Regions from separate parts of the Homo sapiens genome. Here region 1 is linked to region 2. The links are chromatin loops, found by intact Hi-C in ENCODE. Cell type or tissue: transverse colon. All regions are shown on one strand. Each heading gives the region's core, and the rest is flanking DNA. Links, peaks and the distances in the headings are about the cores only.

The links. Peaks named below come from ENCODE experiments on the same cell type or tissue, not always from the same donor. Only the 100,000 strongest peaks of a DNase experiment are listed, where the experiment ranks them.
Region 1: a loop joins it to region 2, with 8 times the contacts of the local background. A loop is called at or near these places in 1 of 110 quality-filtered maps.

The regions. Positions count from the first base shown.
Region 1 is chr4:10,087,706-10,095,315 of GRCh38, reverse strand. WDR1 (WD repeat domain 1) reads left to right here. Exons shown (of 15, transcript NM_017491.5): 6 at 6,575-6,652; 7 at 6,943-7,023; 8 at 7,376-7,609. Among named protein-coding and RNA genes, the nearest start is that of MIR3138, 13 kb to the right of the region's middle. RefSeq lists enhancers at 266-1,036, 3,351-4,121. In transverse colon, for the core only: a CTCF peak has its summit at 5,684 (motif pointing left); a DNase peak (open chromatin) is centred at 5,695; H3K27ac peaks cover 3,241 bases.
Region 2 is chr4:9,893,797-9,904,935 of GRCh38, reverse strand. All of the region lies in intron 8 of SLC2A9 (solute carrier family 2 member 9), which reads left to right. Among named protein-coding and RNA genes, the nearest start is that of SLC2A9-AS1, 89 kb to the left of the region's middle. In transverse colon, for the core only: a CTCF peak has its summit at 6,080; a DNase peak (open chromatin) is centred at 6,122.

The DNA.
Region 1 (7,610 bases), core at 2,611-7,610, 190 kb before region 2:
GGCATTTTTTATTTTAGAGGGAATTAAGTTCCACTTGCTGTGAAATCCACATAGCAGTGGTCTTTTTTCCCCAGATCTTTCATTCTGCAGCACATGACGGCTGAGTCTGGGCTGCCTTTGCCTCCGCACCAGCGCTCAGGCCTTGGTGGCCTTGCCTGCCGCCCCTCGCCTCCTGAGAATGAGCAGCTGTGGTGGCAACTCGGGCCTGTCTTCATCTGCGCCTTCTGCACCCACTCCCTGCAGAGGCCCCCTGTGGCCGGGACCAGGAAGCTGCCCTGAGCTTGGGGGTGCAGCGCTGGGGTGGCAGGTGCTTCCCTAGTTACCCAGGTGGGAGAGGGACTGGCGTATGACTGCGGAGGGACCAGCTGGGTCGTGTTGGAGCTGCTGCCTTGAAAAGGAACAAGGCATGTTCTGAAGGCGTTTCAGTACAAGCTGAAGCAGAACTCCATGATGCTGTGCCTGAGCTGAAATGCAAGCAGCATTCCCTGTGTGCCCCTCGTCCTGAGGGACCGTAGCCCAGCTTTGGTCTTCATTTGCCTGAATGAGGCTCCAGGAAGATGGGAGTGGAGGAACATTTGGCCTGGAATAAGCCTGGGTGCCGGCTCATTCCTACCCAGTGACATTGAAGACGCGGTAGGTGACCTGCGGAAGTAACTTCCGGGGTTACAGGAGAACGGTTCTGAAAGGAGACCCTGGGCACCGTGGTCTCGGGTCTCCAGCACTGGCATTTTGCGAACCCAGGGGTAGGTTCCCCTCAGAGGGTCTGACCGTGGCCTGAAAAAGGGAGGGTGGCGAGACCATCTCCCTGCCTTCCCCCATCTCACCCATGGGGATGTCTTCATGCCAGGCAGGCTCCTGGGATAGGTACTCCTGGATGGGTTTAAAGGCCCCACTGAGTTTCTCTCTGTTGTCTGCCTTCGCCATGCGCATTACTTGGGCCAGGTTCTTTGCCTCTCTGGCCATCCGCTTCCTCCGGTCGGGTGAGCAGTTGGTTTGGTGGTCTAGGATGACCACACGCCCCCTCTGGAGTGTGGCTCACAGCTGTGTGCATGTCCTAGGTCCCAGGAGTTGGTGGTGCACTGGATAGTTTGTGTCTAATGAAATGGTTACTTAGAGCAGCATGTCGTCCTGGGGGCTCAGCCTTATGATGCAGAACTGAGAACTCACTGCCAGATCTAACAAGCTGTGATTGTAGGTGGAAAAATGTTCAGCACGGAAGACTTCTGGCTTCCCTCACTGGGGTGCCACTGCTCCCTCTGTTCCATTGCCTCTGCCCTGCGGGGACCTCATACCTCACATAGTTCTCCCACTTGAGGCTGGAGCCAAGCAGGGCTGGAAACCTCAGCTGTGGCTGTTACCGGAAGTGCTGCCTTCCTGATAGATAAGGAAAATTTGAGCTCAAAACAGGCAAGGTTTCTGGTGGTTTTTCTTTTTCATATTTCCTCACTCAAGACAGGGCAGAGAGCAGATGTTTCAGCCCTTCTGGCATGTATGGTGGCTGCCTGGGCCATGCCCCTGTGATGGGCATGCAGGACCGCCTCCCTTGTCTTCAGCACGCGCCACCCCTCCTGTCGACTGGCCTTGCTCTTCACTGGGCTGATGGCTGACTCCTGAAAACTGGGGGCTGACAGCAGGGAGGGTGACCTGGCCCAGGTCACATGGCCAGTAGGTGCCCCAAGGACGGTTAGTTAGGATGAGCCTCTTGTCCCTTCATATGGTCCTTGTTCTCCAGGGAACATGGTGACTGAGCTGACCCGTCCCGGGTGACGGGAGAGGCAGTTGGGTGGGTAGCTCCTTCGTGCCCCTCAGCCCAACTAAGTGGACCGGGCTGCAGGGCTGCCCCAGGGCACTTTGCAGGGAAGTTTGCTGCGGGGGATGGGTGGGCTGAAGGATGGTCCAGAGCCAGCCTCGCAGGTCACGGTGTAAAGGTGTTTTGGGAACACCCATTGACCAAGGGTCGTGGAGGCCCGTGCTGGGCTTGTGTGGGGTGGGACTGGGCACAGGGGACCGAGAGCCTGTCCCCTTCTACCAGCTCATAGGCATGTGAACAGCCTAAGGGTGGGCTTGTGGTCCTCTTGTGTACAGGGTCAGCTGAGGCTGGGGGGAATGGGGTGGGCTCCCAGAGGGTTCCTGAGCTGACTAGGTAGGTAGTGAGCATGTGTGTGCTGGAGACAGGCCAGCTGGGGCCTGCAGCGCTCTGTCGCTCTGTGATGTTGACATGGGTGTGGTACTTAATTATGACCTCAGTGCTTCAAGCCTCGGTTTCCTCGGTGGTGAGAGGGAGCATATTGGTGGGAGGGAGTGAGGACTGTGGGGAGGGGGGCTCGTTGATACAGGTCAGTCTTGGCTATGTGTTGGCTGCAAGGGAGGACAGGCAGGAGTGTGGACCGGACACCGTCAGTTGTCCACCAGGGATGAGGCTGGACTGAGACTGCTGCAGCCCCGCTGGTTGGCTGGGGTGGGGCAGAGGCAGGGGGCCGGTGAGGGCAGCCTCAGGAAGCTGCTGCCCCTGAACTCCCCGGGAGGTTCCCCAATCCCTCTCCCTCTTTGTTCACTGGCCGGGCCTCCGTGTGGAAAGGGCTATTTTTAGCCCTCGCTTTTTTTGGTTAATGGGCTTTTCGCGGCTTCTCTCTTTGAAGGGGCTATTTCAGGAGCAGACATCAGTGTCTGCATTTGGACTCCTTGGCTCGAGGTGCAGGAAAAGGTGATGGGGATGAGCTACTCGAGGGGCATCTGTGTCCCTGGACTGTGCCGGGCCCCTCCCTTGCCCCTGCTGGGTTCTGGGGCCAGGGAGGGACACATGACACCACCCTGCCAGAGCCTGTGGGAGGCGTCGGCAGAGGTGAACCACAGACTTGGATTTGGGGTCCTGGGGTTTGCGCGAGCAGGAATGTCCTCGCTTCTGGGACCTGGAACTGGAGTAGGAATGTCCATGTTTTGACCTCAGGGAGCCACTGAAATGGGCACTTGTGACAGGTTGGAATTGAACAGTGGCTGATTAGTTTCCTCCATTTTGTAGCAAGAGCCATCAGCGTCCACTGTCCCACCCACTCATCTGGGCTTGGGTGATTCGGGCATTTGGGGTGAGCTCTTTTCTCTTAGTTCTTAACTCATTCGTCAGAAGGACCCAGGGGTCAGCCAGGCCCAGCCATCTCCCTGGCCCACTGCACTTCAAGGAAGCTCAGGCTGGCTTGGAGGAGCCAGTGCGAAGTCAGCGGCAAGGCGAGGCTGTGCTGGCCAAGGAAGCGGAGTTCGGCAGCGAGAGAACTCGATGTGCTGGTCAGAGGTCTAGGATTCGAGCTGTGGTTATGTCATGGTCAAGGTTGTGTGGCCTCATCTGGAAGGAGTAGTGGTGCATACACCCCTGTCCACCCCCCGCCCAACAGGGGGTCTAGAAGTGCTTTGCCTCAGGCCCTCCCACCACTGCCTTCACTGCAGCCGGCTCCTTCCTGCAGCTCTCTCGGGAACTGCCCTGTGAGGCCCTTTGACACAGGGAATGTGGACCCTATGGACTGACATGGACAAGGGACCGTGGGCCATGTTGACACAGATAGGAGGTGGACCCCATCGGCTAACCCCGACGGGAACAGGCCCTCAGTGCATGACGGCTCCCTCATGGTGGGTAACAGCAGAAGGGGGGATGCAAATGGGCCTGCGGAGTTAGGGATCTGACCTCTGGGATGACTCTGGGCTGGAGCACCCCCAGGCTTGCTGAGCAGCTGCCCAAGGCCCAGGAGCCAGCGCAGCTGAGACGAGAGCTCTGGACAGGAAACTGGAGACCAGATTCGTGCAGGTGATGTGGCTTTGAGTTACCCGCTGCTCCAGGCCTGGTGTTCTCCTGTGAAGAATTTGCCCGCAGGCTCTCCATGGCCCCTCGGGGGGTAAAGCGTCTCTGGAGGGCCCTGGAGCCCCATCTGGAAAGTTGGTTTTCACTCTCAGCAGCTGAGTGGATCGGGCCTTCTGGGGAAACTGCTTTCCCCAACTTCACATACCTAGAAGTGCTAGAAAACTTAGAACACAGACCATTTAAGCAAAGAAGACCAGCCTTAGAACTAGTGAAAAAGGTACAAAAGGAACTAAAGAAGCAAGATGCAGAACTGCGCTTAAACACAAGGAAGGGTGACCTCTAGCACCATAGCCAGAGACGACCGTCCAGTCCTGTGTTCCCCGTTCCATCTCCTAGTGAGCCCTGGGCCCGCCTGGGTACTGCACGCCTTGTAGTTTGGCACTGCCTTGCCTGGCCAAGCCTTGCAGCACCCAGGTGCGGGGGGCAGGCAAAGGGCTCGCCAGCCCCATCGCTCATGAGCTGATCACAGACCTGAGCCCAAGTTCAGACTGAGCCAGCCTGGTGCTTCCATCCCTGTCCTCTTGGGCGGTGACCACAACCTACAGAGGACGAGCTCTTCAGTCATAGAACGGAATGCAAGCACCATGACAGCACTCCCTGAAATGAGGCAGGGAGGACAATCTGCTCATCCACTGGGATGGAAACGTGACTGTCGTCGCCCTCAGTAGCTCCCGAGGAGCACTGGGACTCCCCTTGTCAGAATGTGTGATTTCTCCGGCTTTCATCTAAGTTAAAACACGGGTCAATGAGGTGGGAGATCCTGGTTCAGGTGCAGGGCCAGGGCCTGCTGGGCCTGTGTCCAGCCTGACCCCAGCCGTGAGCAGGTCTTGGCAGCACCCTGAGGAGGGCTTACCTGAGGCAAGCAAGTTTGGGTTGTTGGCTGGAGGAAATGGTTTAATCTTTGAAGTGCAGGAAGCCCAGGGTTGCTTTTGTGCCACAGGTCTGGGGTCGCATCACTCTTGGGCCTAGAGAGATTTCTGGGGCGGGGAGTGGCCTCTCTACGAGAACTGCCTGCCCTGGGGACATTGCCAGACTGAACGGTGTCTGTATCTTCTGCTGACTCTGACGGACTTTGTGGGGACATCGATTTCCTTGAGTGTGGCCCTTGGGACCCCCAGGCACCTGATTCCTCTTTCTGGGCCTATGTTTCCTCATTGGTGAAATGGGCACAGCTCACCTTGGTGGGTTATTACATGAGTGTCAGAGGCAGCATTGATGACATGTGTTAGTGTGCCGCAGCTGCCATAACAAAGTTTGTTAAGCCACAGATTGGGTGCCTTAAACAATGGAAATTTATTCTCTGGAAGTCAGAAGTCTGTAGTCAAGGTGTGGGCAGGGACGCACTCCGAGTCCTTCCTTGTCTTTCCCAGATACTGACAGCCCTGGGGGTTACTTTTTGTGAGCAGAACTCCCATCTCTGCCTCCAGCTTCACCCCAACTCTGTATCTGTGTCCAGATTTCCCTCTTAAAAGGACACCAAGTCCTGCTGGATTTACAGCCTGCCCTAATGACCTCATTTTAACTGGACTGCATCTGCAAAGACCCTGTTTCTGAATAAGGTCTCATTGGGTCCCAGGGTTGGGACTTCAGCATGTCTTTTGGAGAGGCACAATTCAACTGAAAACATTACACAATCAAACACAGGCAGGTCCCCCACACAGGTAGCTCATGCTTTAAAATTAAGTCCGTGATTTACTTAGAGCGCGGGGCAGCTTATCCGCCTTGGGGTTGAATTGCTTTTCCTGAAGGTTAGTGTTCGTACCTGCTGAGCAGCGAGCCCTTCCTGTGCCAAGAGAGTTGTTAGCACTGGATGTGCATTTGCCGGGTTAGCGCCGCCTGCAGGTGGGCAGCAAGAGGGCAGGGCAGGTGTTGGCAGCTTTACAACTGCTTATTTAAGGATCAGTCTCTGATACAAACTCTTGTTGACTGCGGAAAGAATGCATTCATTTCCTTATTCGAGTAACAGAGTCGCCCCTGGAAGTCATGTCATTTCCTTTTAGTCGCTCAGGCTCTTGTTCTTGATGAAGGTCATAATCATTAACTTTGTTTAAAAGTTAATTATTGGCCAGGCGCAGTGACTTACTCCTGTAATCCCAGCACTTTGGGAGGCCAAAGCGGGGAAACATGAGGTCAGGATACTGAGACCATCCTGGCTAACAAAGGGAAACCCCATCTCTACTAAAAATACAGAAATTAGCCAGGCGTGGTGGCGGGCACCTGTCGTCCCAGCTACTCGGGAGGCTGAGGCAGGAGAATGGCGTGAACCCGGGAGGCGGAGCTTGTAGTGAGCAGAGATTGTGCCACTGCACTCCAGCCTGGGCAACAGAGCCAGACAGGGCTGGTGCCTCCAGGAAGAGGCCTCCTGGTCTCAGCCATCGTGAAGCTTAAGGATTGGGGCTTGAGCTCTTTCAGAGCCCAGAGGGAAGAGGGCAGCTGCTGGGGGCACCTCACTGGGGGGGGCATAACTGGAGGTGGTCTGCCTTCGCTCGGGCTAATCAGCTTTCCCAGCAGGTAGAGCGGTCAGCATGGCAGGCAGGCTGGAGCAGACTCCTGCCCCTCCACTAAGGGACTGCCCAGGATGTTTTTTTAAGCTCTGAAATTTTCCAGTGGACTAACAGTTCACACTGATGAACAGCTGGAGCTGCAAGCTGTGTTTCATAGAGAGCATTCTTGAACCTAGAGTCAGGCCTGCGGCCCCTCATCAGGCAGGTAATTGTTTTCCTGCAGGACCACAGCCGCTTTGTCAACTGTGTGCGATTCTCTCCTGATGGGAACAGATTTGCCACAGCCAGTGCTGACGGCCAGGTAAGAACTGGGATGGGTTTTGGGGTGGGGAATGGCTTGTCTGCCTGCTCCCGTGACTGCTCAGAGCCGCAGGCTGCCTAATGCTAGTCCTGACATGCAGAACTTAGACATCGCCCTCCCCACATCTGCAGACTCGTCGTCAGAGCCCAGTAAATGCATGTCTGCTTTTAAACCACACTGGGAGCTTAGTCTGTGAGCCCCGGTTTTCTACAGCCACAGTCCATGGAGAAACTGCTTACTCCAGAGGGTGTTCACACACACATGACCCACATGTTTTTATTTCTTGGAAGATATACATCTATGACGGGAAGACTGGGGAGAAGGTGTGCGCGCTGGGCGGAAGCAAGGCCCACGACGGTGGGATTTACGCAGTGAGTATGAGCGTGTTTCCCGGCCTAGTGGTGGGAATTTGGCCGAGTCCACGTGTCAGTCCATCCACACTCACTCCGGAGTTAGACAAAAACTTGAAATGAGGGGCTATAAGTCGGGGCGGTTTTATATCTGCCCAGAAAAGCTTTAAGGTCGCAATAAGGTGATGGGAGAAGGTAGTGGCTGGAACGGGAGACCTGGAGGCGGGTGTTGTCCTTGGCCTCACTCATGTCCCACCCTCTCTCTGGGCTCCTTCTGTCCTACTCAAACAGTCGCAGTGGACAAGCTGCTTTTTGGGGTCTCTCTCCAGTCTGTAGTCCTCTGGCACATGACACACTGCTTTTTTCTGAATAGATTAGTTGGAGTCCCGACAGCACCCATTTGCTTTCTGCTTCTGGGGACAAAACTTCCAAGATTTGGGACGTCAGCGTGAACTCCGTGGTCAGCACATTTCCCATGGGCTCCACGGTTCTGGACCAGCAGCTGGGCTGCCTATGGCAGAAGGACCACCTGCTCAGTGTCTCCCTGTCCGGGTACATCAACTATCTGGACAGAAACAACCCCAGCAAGCCCCTGCACGTCATCAAGG
Region 2 (11,139 bases), core at 3,243-8,242:
TCTGTCCCCCTTTCATCTTCTCAAAGAGCTGGAGATGCAAGGATGGATGCAGAATAGTCCATTGGAAACAGTCCTTAAAATGGTAGCATTGACCCCAATTCCTGGAAAGGCATGAAACTAAATTCAGCATGAGGTTGAGAGTGTGGAATAGAAAAATGTTCTGGGGAGAAACAGCTTTGGCTTTAGGATGAGGCTACTCTGAATTCAAATCCTGATCACCCATTTACCAGCTAAGTGGTCTTGGGAACATTGCCCAACACATCTGAATTTATTTGCTCATCTGTAAAATGGACATAACCATTCCCACCTGTGGTAGGCAAAACAATGGCTCCCCAAGATGTCCACACCATGATTCCCAGAAGCTGGGAATATATTACCTTACATGGCACAAAGGAATGTTGCAGGTGGGACTAATCTTGAGATAGGGAGCTAACCCTGGATTACCCAGGTGAGCCCAATATTATCACAGGGTCCTTGTAAGTGAAAGGGGGAGGCAGGAGGGTCAGAGTCAGAGAAGGAGATGTGATGGTGGAAGCAGAGGCAGGAGTGACGCCATTGCCAGCTTTGAAGGTGAGGAAGGGGTCACACGCCCAGGAATGCAGATGTTCTCTAGAAGCTGCAGCAGGCAAGATTCTGCCCTGGAGCCTCCAGAAGGAACCAGCCCTGCAGACACCATCGTGTTTGCACTGCAAGATCTATTCTAGACTTCTGATTTCCAAAACTATAAGATAATCCACCTGGGTTGTTTTAAGCCACTGAGTCTGTGGTAACTCGCTACAGCAGCAATAGGAAACTAATACAGCATCTGACAGAATTATGGAAACAAAATCCAAAGTGTGTGAAAGCCACTCCCCTGTTCCTCACAGAGCATCAATATAAGGTAAGTTCCTTGCACTTTCCAAAGTTATGTATATATAAAAATATCATATTTATATAGGTTATATATATAATATGCATAATATATTATAATGTTTATATATTATGTATTTGAAAACAAGGAAATAAAATATGTAGATATATTTTATATATTTATTGATATAAAATATATAAATATATAAAATTTATAATATATAAAATATATTTTATATATTTATATAATATACAAAATATATTATATATCTTGAAATATATTTGAAAAGAAGGCAATAAATATATTTATATATATACAGTTACATATGTAATAAACACACAAATATATGTCTATATATTTCATCCAGCCCTTTGAAGTGATTGCTTATCCAAAAAGACTTTCCAATTTTTTTCATTCCTCTTATGAGATTTTGACAGTCTATTAAAATGGCTCAGGAGGCTAATAAAGTTGAGAGGGGAAAGACATCTTTGCTCATTTGATCTGCAATTAATTTTGGCTCAGGGCGTCAGTCATCAGCTTGGGGAACTGTAAATAATCGCCATCTTTCAGAAACAGCTGGTTTTCCAAATTGATTTGCCTGGCACAGTGTTAACTCTCTGATGAGTGAACTTCCAGTGAGCGTCATTCAGGCCATGTGGGGCAGGAGCTTTGTGGGGTGAGGGCTCACTCTTGAGAAGCACAGACTCTGTGCTTTTACAAATCAGGGGTCAGAATTCACAGGAAGTCATTCTGATTCACTGCAGTACATTTTCATAATTAGCAAGAATGGAATATGCTCTTGACTTGTAGTAAAAAAAAAAAAAATCCTTATGGTTTCTGTTGCCTGTAGTCTCCATTGCTTCCCAATAAATTCGACAATTTCAGAATCAAAGGCCTCAGAGTTTACTGCTGGAACTCAGGACACTGGATCCAGCCCGTGTGAGAGCAGAACGTGGTAAAAGGGAGAAAGCAGGGTGATAGATCATCTGGGCTCTGTTTCATACTGGCCCCGCAGCTGCTAGCTGGGTGACCTTGAGCTAGTCACTTAACCTCTCTGATACCCATTTTTCTCTTAGTGAAAGTGGCAATAATAACAGATCTAAGCCTCAGCAGGTATTGTCATGGGAATCATACTGTAATTCACAGTGCTTGGCATAGAGAACATACTCAATAAATGTTCACTATTGTTATGGGTTGAATTGCACCTCCTCAAAATGCATGTGTTGAAGTCCCTAGTACCTCGGAATGTGACTTGAATTGGAAATAGGATCATTGCAGTTGTAATTAGTTAAGGTAAGATACGGTTATACTGGAATAGGGTGGGCCCCTAATCCAATACGACTGTCCTTATGAAAAGGGAAAATTTAGATGCAGGCATACACACAGGCAGAACGCCCTCTAAAAATTAGAATTGTGCTGCTGAAAGCCAAAACACACTAGAAGCCAGGAGAGGGCCCTGCAACAGACCCTTCCCTGGCGCCTCCAGAGGCAGGGCCCTGCAGACACTTTGATCTTGGACTTCCAGCCTCCAGAACTGTGAGACAACACGTTTCTATTGCTGAAGCCGCTCTGTCTGTGGGACCTTATCACGGCAGCCCTGGGAAACTCACGCAGTTACTCTTGTTATTAATATTCCTGAAGAGAAGCAGACATGGAAAATGCCGAAGCTGCCCTGCTACCTCTCAAAGACTAGAAGACGAGCCCAAGGCCAGGATGCTTCTTCCTCCAGCACTCAGCAAGTGCTCACTTGGGCCCCTGCTCTGTGCCAGTGGACAAAACAGACAAAGGTCTCTGCTGTGGAGAAGGAGAGCTCCTCATGGGGTCACAGACAGTGTAACAAGGGAGTACCCCACACAGTGTTTTAGAAGGTGAAGGATGTTATGAGAAAACAGTAGAGCAGAGAAAGGGGAATGGAGAGACGGGGGCAGTTGCCATTTTAAATATTGTGGTCAGGCTCCAGGTGAGCCCAGCTGTCTGGGAAGAGCATGTCAGGCAAAAGAAGCTGCTGAAAGAAAAACCTTTGGGAAAGAGGGACACAGTGAACCTGAGCAGCTCGAAGGCAGATTAATTCAGGGCAGCCGAGGGCATGTAGGGTGGGTACGCCACCTATCAGGAGCTGCAACCTTTGATAGAGGGACAAAGCCAGGCAAAATGTCTCTGTAGAAAGTGAACCAAGAAACCAACCCCTGGCCTCATTCTCTTTCTTTTGCCTTCTGATTTCTGACCTCTGATTTCTGATTTCTGCTGAAGCCGCCTAGAGGTCAGAGGGCAGGGAGCTTGTTGATTTGAGCCAATGGGTCTCCCTCTAGGACAGACAGCAAGAATCTGAGAGGTGACAGGGATGTCTGCAGCAGCCCAAGGCAGGGGCAAGGATGTGGCTGCCGCTTGAGGGGCCAAGGGGCTGGTGGGGGGGCATGGGGCTTGAGGGGATTCAAATATGGTTTGCAAATCTTTTCTCCCATTTTGTAGGTTTTCTCTTCACTCTGTTGATTGTTTTCTTTGCTGTCTATAAGGCTTTTAGTGGACAGGGGTGTTAAAAGGAGAGTGCCAGGTCATGCTTTAAATCCCTCTGACTGCTGTAGACAAAATAGATAATGGCAGAGGGTGACAAGGGTAGAAACAGCGTTGTCACAAGGCTTGGAGAGAGGCCGGTTTTCCCTGTGAATCATCACACTGACATGTGCTCTAGAACTGGCCTCGAAAGGACTGAGTTCAATTAATTTCCCTTGACAGACATTCCTTTTTCATTGATAAATAATGATTCTATGGCATTTCTATAGGTCACAGACTAGAAGAAACTACACCCTTCCTCCACTAAAATACTAGATCAAGTCCCCAGTTTATTTAACAAATGTTACAGGACCTTAGGAGAAATGAGGGTTGTAGCAAGCAGAAACAAAGCTAGATTTTCCCCTTGGCTCCCAACCCAAACCCCTGGGGGCCTGAGCTCAGTCTGAGCTGGGTGGCATCCCCAGATCTGAGAAGTTAAAACTCAGGCTAAATGGCTTTTCATGTTCAGAGCTTAGATCAAAAGCATTAGTGTTACCATTGCCTGAGCAGGAAGCAGGCAGAGAAATGTGGACTCTCGTTGATATGGTTTGGCTCTGTGTCCCCACCCAAATCTCACCTTGAATTATAGTTCCCACAATCCCCATGTGTCATGGGAGGGACCGGTGGGAGGTAATTGAATCATAGGAGCAGTTACCCTCATGCTGTTCTCATGATAGTGAGTGAGTTCTCATGAGAGCTGATGGTTTTATAAGGGACTTCCCCCTTCACTGGACACTCATTCTCCTTCCTGCCACCACATGAAGAAGGATGAGTTTGCTTCCCCTTCCACCATGATTGTAAGTTTCCTGAGGCCTCCCCCGCCCTGTGGAACTTTGTCAATTAAACCTCTTTCCTTTGTAAACTACCCAGTCTTCGGCAGTTCTTTATAGCAGCATGAGAATGAACTAATACTTCTGGTTATGACAGGTTATCCTCATGGGGTGAGGACTGGGTGGGGATGAGGAAGGGAAGAAACAGAGTCAGTGCCCCAGCATCCCCAAGCAGAAAAGGTGGGGTTTTGCCCTGGAAGCACATTCCCCTGCAGTTTCCACTCCCACCCACCCCAAGCTCTGAATAATATCTTTTAAGTAAGTAGCTCTATTTTTGAGTTTGGCCAAGGACATACCCACAAGTCCGTTCCTGCAGCTCACCCTCTGACTCTTGGGATGTGCTCCTGAGTCTTTACTTCCCACCAAATTTTCCTGATTTACTCCCCATCCCTCTGATAACATCCTTTGGCTCCCCTGTGTCCGGCCCCACCAGCTTCACTCACCAAAGGAAAGTGCGGATGTGGCTCATGGGATGCAGGGTGGAGACAGCATTTACCATCCCCTTGTGTCAGTTCTAAGTGGCGGCTGTTCCCACTGCCCACTGCCCTCTGCCAACTCGATGCTCCTGCTATGGAAGCCCTGACTCCTAAGTCATCTGGACATCCAGTGTCTCTTTCTCTGCTCCTTGAAGAGCTATTTTTTTTTCTACTTGCCCAAATTTCCAAGAACAATATGAATGTATCCTCACAAACCTGTTGAGAACCACATTTTGCCTTTTTTGAGAAGAGTAAGAGCATGAGGGGGAGTGCTTCACTTAGAAACTGCAGAAGCTACGGCCTCAAGCCAAGCTTGTAAAGTGACCCAAGTGGAGGAGACGTCCACAGGACTGGAGAACTTGGAAAAGCCTGTCTGCTGCCAGCCTTTCCTTCCATCCCAGTTGGCATGGGATGGAAGGAAAACCCATGTCTGTTTTGCACTTTGGCTGAAATATCTCAAGACATTTTAATTTGTTATACTTAGAGATCATGGGCCACCCTGGGATGATCATTATTTAAAACACAACTCTCATTTCTCACACCTTTGGCCCAAACAGATACACCGATACCTTTTATGCACATTCATCTTTTAAGCAGAAATTCCCAAAAAAGTTTGTTTCATTGAATTATATTCCGTTTTTAACTTAGAGAGAGCCTGTCCCAAGCAGAAAATTGTTTCTGGCACTCTGTCCTCTGAACATAAATTTTAAAATTTCACTAACTTGCAATAACCACAGCTTTCCAAGGTCTTGGCTTCTTTTTAGAGAGATCTGTGAAAGTAAAGATTAGCCTTTGCATGTTTAAAACAGGATTACCAGCAGCTAAAAGTAATACTGGAATGTGAAATTGCTTTTCATGTAATGTACCTTGGCCTTCTGTTCTCTGCAGAGGGAGCTGCGTCAGTGATAATCACACCATTCTCTGCTCCTTTCTCCCATCCTTTTGCAGCTAAAACTTTGACAATAATCCAACTTCTGACTAGAAAGTCACCAATTGCTCATGTGCCAAGGGTTCCTCAGGTACTCCTCCATTCCAACATGTCAGGATTAGGAAACAGCTGTTTGGGATGCCTGCGGGGTGGCCCTCATCTGGGCCACATCTTGCCCCAGCATTTACATTTCTCTCTGAAAGAGTCTCAGTTGTCTGCACCGCTTTGGCTGAGTTATTAGGGGAAACCTCATAGAGTTGCTTTAAAATGTAAATTTGAAAGAGAGAAAGAGAGAGAGAGAGGGGGAGGGAGGGAGAGAGAGAGTGTGTGTCATGCATCATGTTTAAAGAAATGGCCATAGTAGTTGTCATGCATTCAATACCATTAATGGTTGCTCAACGGAGTACGGCTCTAGTAAAGCCTGTTGAGGAAATCACACCAGCTGACTAAAGAGGGAGCTCTTGCCTTTGGCTGGGATCCCTGCAGGGAGCAGTCAGACAGGACGTCCTGAGGGAGGCAGAGCCCAACCAACAGGGCTTCCTCCTGGTAGGCTTCTAGGGCCCCTGCGCACAATCAGTCCACACGGCCCACAGACCCAGAAGCATCAAGCCAGGCAAGGATGGGGATTATGTAAATCAGAAGAATTTAAAAAGGCCCCGGCCTGGAGTTGGACACAGAGAATGGGGCATCTTCTACGACCAAAAGGCTCACCCTGGCACAGGGAAGAACTCATGTAGGACGCTGTAGTCCCTGAGAAAGTCAGGAACTCCTGCCATGCACGGAGTACCGCATGCAGTTTATATAGAGAGATATACACATTGAATACAATATAGACAATGAGCAATAAATAAAGTGTATATAAAGTAATGTATGTGAAATAATATGAAAGCACATTACATCAAATTTGGACGCTTTAATTGAGATAAATTTGAAATAAATTAAATTTTAGGCGATATTTTCTTGCCCTCCAGCTCTTCCTTTTTAAAATGTTGTTTATTGTCATATAATAGTTGTACATATTTGGAGACTACCTTCCTTCTTTTTTTTACATACATTCAATCATTTAGCAGGCAACATTACAAGCCCTGCCCTCCATCAGGTGTTAGCTCCTTGTGTTGGTTTGCCCAGGCTGCCAAAACAATGTGCCACAAACTACGTGGCTTAAACAACAGGAATTTATTGTATCACAGTTCTCAAGGCCAGAAGCCTGAGAGCAAAGCATCAGCAGTGCTCACTTCTCCTGAGGGCTGTGAGGGAGAATGTCCCGTGCCTCTCTCCCAGCTTCCAGGAACTTACAGGTGATCTTGGGTGTTTCTTAGTTGGCAGAAGCATCATCCCAACCCCTGCCTCATCTTCAGATGACATTCTGTCTGTGTATGTCTTTTTTTGTTTTTGGTTTTTCTGAGGTGGAATGTCTCACTCTGTCACCCAGGCTGGAATGCAGTAGCACAATCTCAGCTCACTGCAACCTTTGCATCCCAGTTCCAGCGATTCAACCTCCCTCCTGCCTCAGCCTCCCGTGTAGCTGCGATTACAGGCATGCACCACCACACCTGGCTACTTTTTGTATTTTTTTTAGTAGAGACAGGGTTTCATCATGTTGGCCAGGCTGGTCTCGAACTCCTGACCTCAAGTAATCCACCCATTTTGGCCTCCCAAAGTGCTGGGATTACAGGCCTGTGTGCGTGTCTGTCTCCGTGTCCACACTTTCCCTTTTCCATTGGCTCAAGGACACCAGTCATCATGGATTGAGGCCCATCCAAATGATGTCATTTTAACTGAATCACCTAAAAATAAAGACCCTATTCCCAAACAAGGTCACATTTTTTTAACTGAATCACCTAAAAATAAAGACCCCATTCCCAAACAAGGTCACATTCTAGGGAATAGGAGATTAGGATTCCAATATTTCCTTTTTTGAGAGAATGCAATTCAGCCCATAAAGCTCCCCAAGGGCAGAGACTCCTGGCTCTGTCTTCTCTGTGCCCCAGTGCCAGTGCTGTTGGAGGCTCTCAGTGACCTCAGGCAGCTCACACAAATGAAGGGAGAAAAACTTTGGGAGCATGTGCATATTCTTTTGATAAATGTGAATGTGTATTTGCCTCAGAAACACTGGGGAGAGGAAGTAGAACACAAAGGTTAAGAGCAAGACTCTGGAGCCGGAGTGCCTAGACTTGAATTCTGACTCACTGTGCAACCTTAGCCAGGTTGCTAAACCTCTCTGAGCCTCAAGTTCTGGATATAATAGTGGATGATAACAGCACCTACCCCAAGAAAATGTAATCAGAGTTAAGTTATTAATATATATAAAGCAGCCGGAACCATTCCTGGTACATAGCAAGGATTGTAACAATGTTCAAACATGGGAATAAAGACAGCATGAGATTGGCATAAGGGCAGCCCCACAGATCAATGGAACAGAATGGAATCCAGAAAACAAAAAGTTGCTGAAGTAATTCAATGAGGAAAGGATAGTCTTTTCAACAAGTAGTGTCATAAAAAGTAGATATCCACATGGAAAAATGTGAATGGCAACCCTTATTATACCATACAAAAAATTAACTCAAAATGGACCACGTATCTAGACATAAAAGCTAAACTCTAAAACTTCTAGAAGCAAAGGAGAAAGTTTTGCAACATTAGGATAGGAAAGATACAGAATCACAAACCATTTTTCAAATGATACATTGGATTTCATCAAAATTAAAAACTGTGACTATTTAAAAGGTATTGTTAAGGAGATAAAAAGGTAAGTCACAGACATGGAGAACATACCTATAAAACACATTTGAGAGGGGACGTGAATTCAGAATACATAAAGAACTCTTAAAACTCAAAAATAAGACCAACTGCCCACTTGAAAATGAGCAAAATATATGAACACATGCTTTACCAAAGAAGAGTTCCAAAACATCAAAAATCACATGAAAAGATCTTCAACATTGTTACTGTCACCAGGGAAATTAAAACTAAAACCAACAGTGAGATACCATTGTTCACCAAAATGGTGACAAAAATTTAAATGGTTGATATAATACCACGTGTTGCCAAGGATGTGGAGTAACAGGAAGGCTCATCCACTGCTGGTGGGAACATAAAATGGCACAACCCCTTCAGATAACATTTTAGCAGTTTCTTATAAAGGTTTTACCCATCCAACTCAGTCATTCCACTTATACATATTTACCCAAGAGAAATCAATGCACAAGTCTACATGAAGACTCAATAATCATAATGGTTTTATTTCTCAGAGCTGAAAATTGGAAACAGCTATTGGGTCAACAGGTGAATGGAGAAACAAATTTTGGTATATCCATGCAATGGAATACTGATCAGCAATACAAAAGAACTGTTGATATGTACTACAAGAAGGATGAATCTCAAAAACACTGCAATAAGCAATATGAAATGATAAATCGAATCCTTGTGCTGGAAAGCAGATCGGAGGTTGCCTGGAGTTGGGGGAAGAGACACAAGATAATTCTGGGAAGTGATGGAAATGTTCAATATCCTAATTGTAGTTGTGGTTATAAGGTATATACATTTGTCAAAACATACAAGACTGTGCAATTCAAATGGGTACATTAGACTGAATGAAAACTACACCTTTATAAAGCTGCTTCTTAAAATCCTAACCAGAACAAAAGGTTCCCATTATTATTTCACCAGAGGTCCCAGCCCTGTGGGGAAGGGCACTGGGTGCTGGGTGAATGGCTGCTGAGTGGATGGGTGACCCCATGGCTCCAGAGTCCCCAGAGGGGTTTCCTGGGAGCATTAGGATTTTGACAGTCATCCCTAGCTGACATCAGTAGCCTTCAGTCTGCTGTTCGTCTGAGTTAATGTCTTCACTCATGATTTTAATGTCAAGTGGAAATACCACGTTCGCTCTAATCCCTTCCAACAGGCTGCACTTTAACTGGACTTAAAGGAGGGAGGGAAGAAGAACAGAGCCGGGAGACTGATTGTCAGATGGGAGGGTTGTTTTTATCCCTTCTTTCTCTTTCAAAGCTGTTTCCCTGGTGTCTTCCTAGACCATCTTTAAAGATCATTTCTGAATCAGGGAGAATGTGTTCAGCCTTTCATTGGCTCAAGTTACTGGTTCATCAAGAGACTTTAGGGAAACGAAACAAAAAGCCACATGTCCCTCACCCCACCCTTTCCAAAGTATTTGAACGTCAGCATCATGGTGTAAGATAATGGTTCTCAACTGACTTTTGTAAGCACACTTTCTGACTCTGAAATTGTGGGTGGTGCACTTGAAACTCTTTTTTAAAAACTTCAAAATACTGAAATCAGTAAACATATATGTTAATTTCCGTAAAACAATGTAACACATGATAAGCTTAGTGTAACAATATAACACATATTAATCTCATTATAACAATGTAACATGTGCTGATCTCCCTATGACAATGTAACACATGCTGATTGCAGTGTAATAATATCTCCCAGCAACTGTGATGCTCTTCCATGGCACATTCTGTTGTCATTTCAGCACCAGGTCACTGGATACTCTAATCCAACTCCCCTAAGAAGCTTAGGAGACAGAGTTCCTGCATATTCCAGTTATGAACAACCTTCATTTTCAGCAACAGCTTAACTTTTGGCTCTGTCCTGTTAGCCACAAGAAAAGCTGTGACATCTTTAGATTGTACCAAAACCATATTTTACACAGTTATGAAAAATTGCCAGTATGGGTATTGGAAATATTTGGTGATTTGGAAAGAATAAAGACATAATACAGGGGACAGAGATTTGCATCCAACACTTCAACTAAATCTACTTTTTGGTGTTTTTAAGTCAAAACTCTCCGGAGAAAATCAGGAAAACTGACAGACAAATAAAATAATAATCACATATTCCCCCAACCAGAGTTAGCCATTATAAACTATTTCTGCATATATTTTTCCAGGGTGTATTAGCTTAACATAATTGTAATTGATATTATATAACTACATGTTTTAGTATATACAGATTTATGTCCTACTCTTTTCGCCTAAGATTGTACCCTGAGAATTTTTCTGTACCATTTTACAATTCTTTAAACTATGTTAATTTCTACATATTTACCATCTAGATATTCCAGCATTTATTTAACTAATTGTTGGTGGATTTCTAGATTATTTCTATTTCCCCAGTAGTATAAATAACACACCAACAAAGATCGTTGTCCATGCATCTTTGACCAAACATCTATTTCCTTAGGATCAATGCCCAGAAGGTGAGTGACTGAGTCCAAGGGTGTGGACGTTTGCAACTGCCCCTTGGTGTAAAACAGCATCTATCCCACTTCCTTCTCTCTGAATAGTTAGCCCTGGGTGACTTTTGGTAAATCCCATAATCACTCTTGGCCTCTGATCCTGGGCCCAGATCACTGAGAGTGCTACGCCAAGATTAACATGTGTTGCGCTGAGATTAACATGTGTTGCATTGTTACACTGAAATTAGTATGAGTTACACAGAGATAAGCATAATCTCTCTGGGCCCATAATTTCATAATCTCTC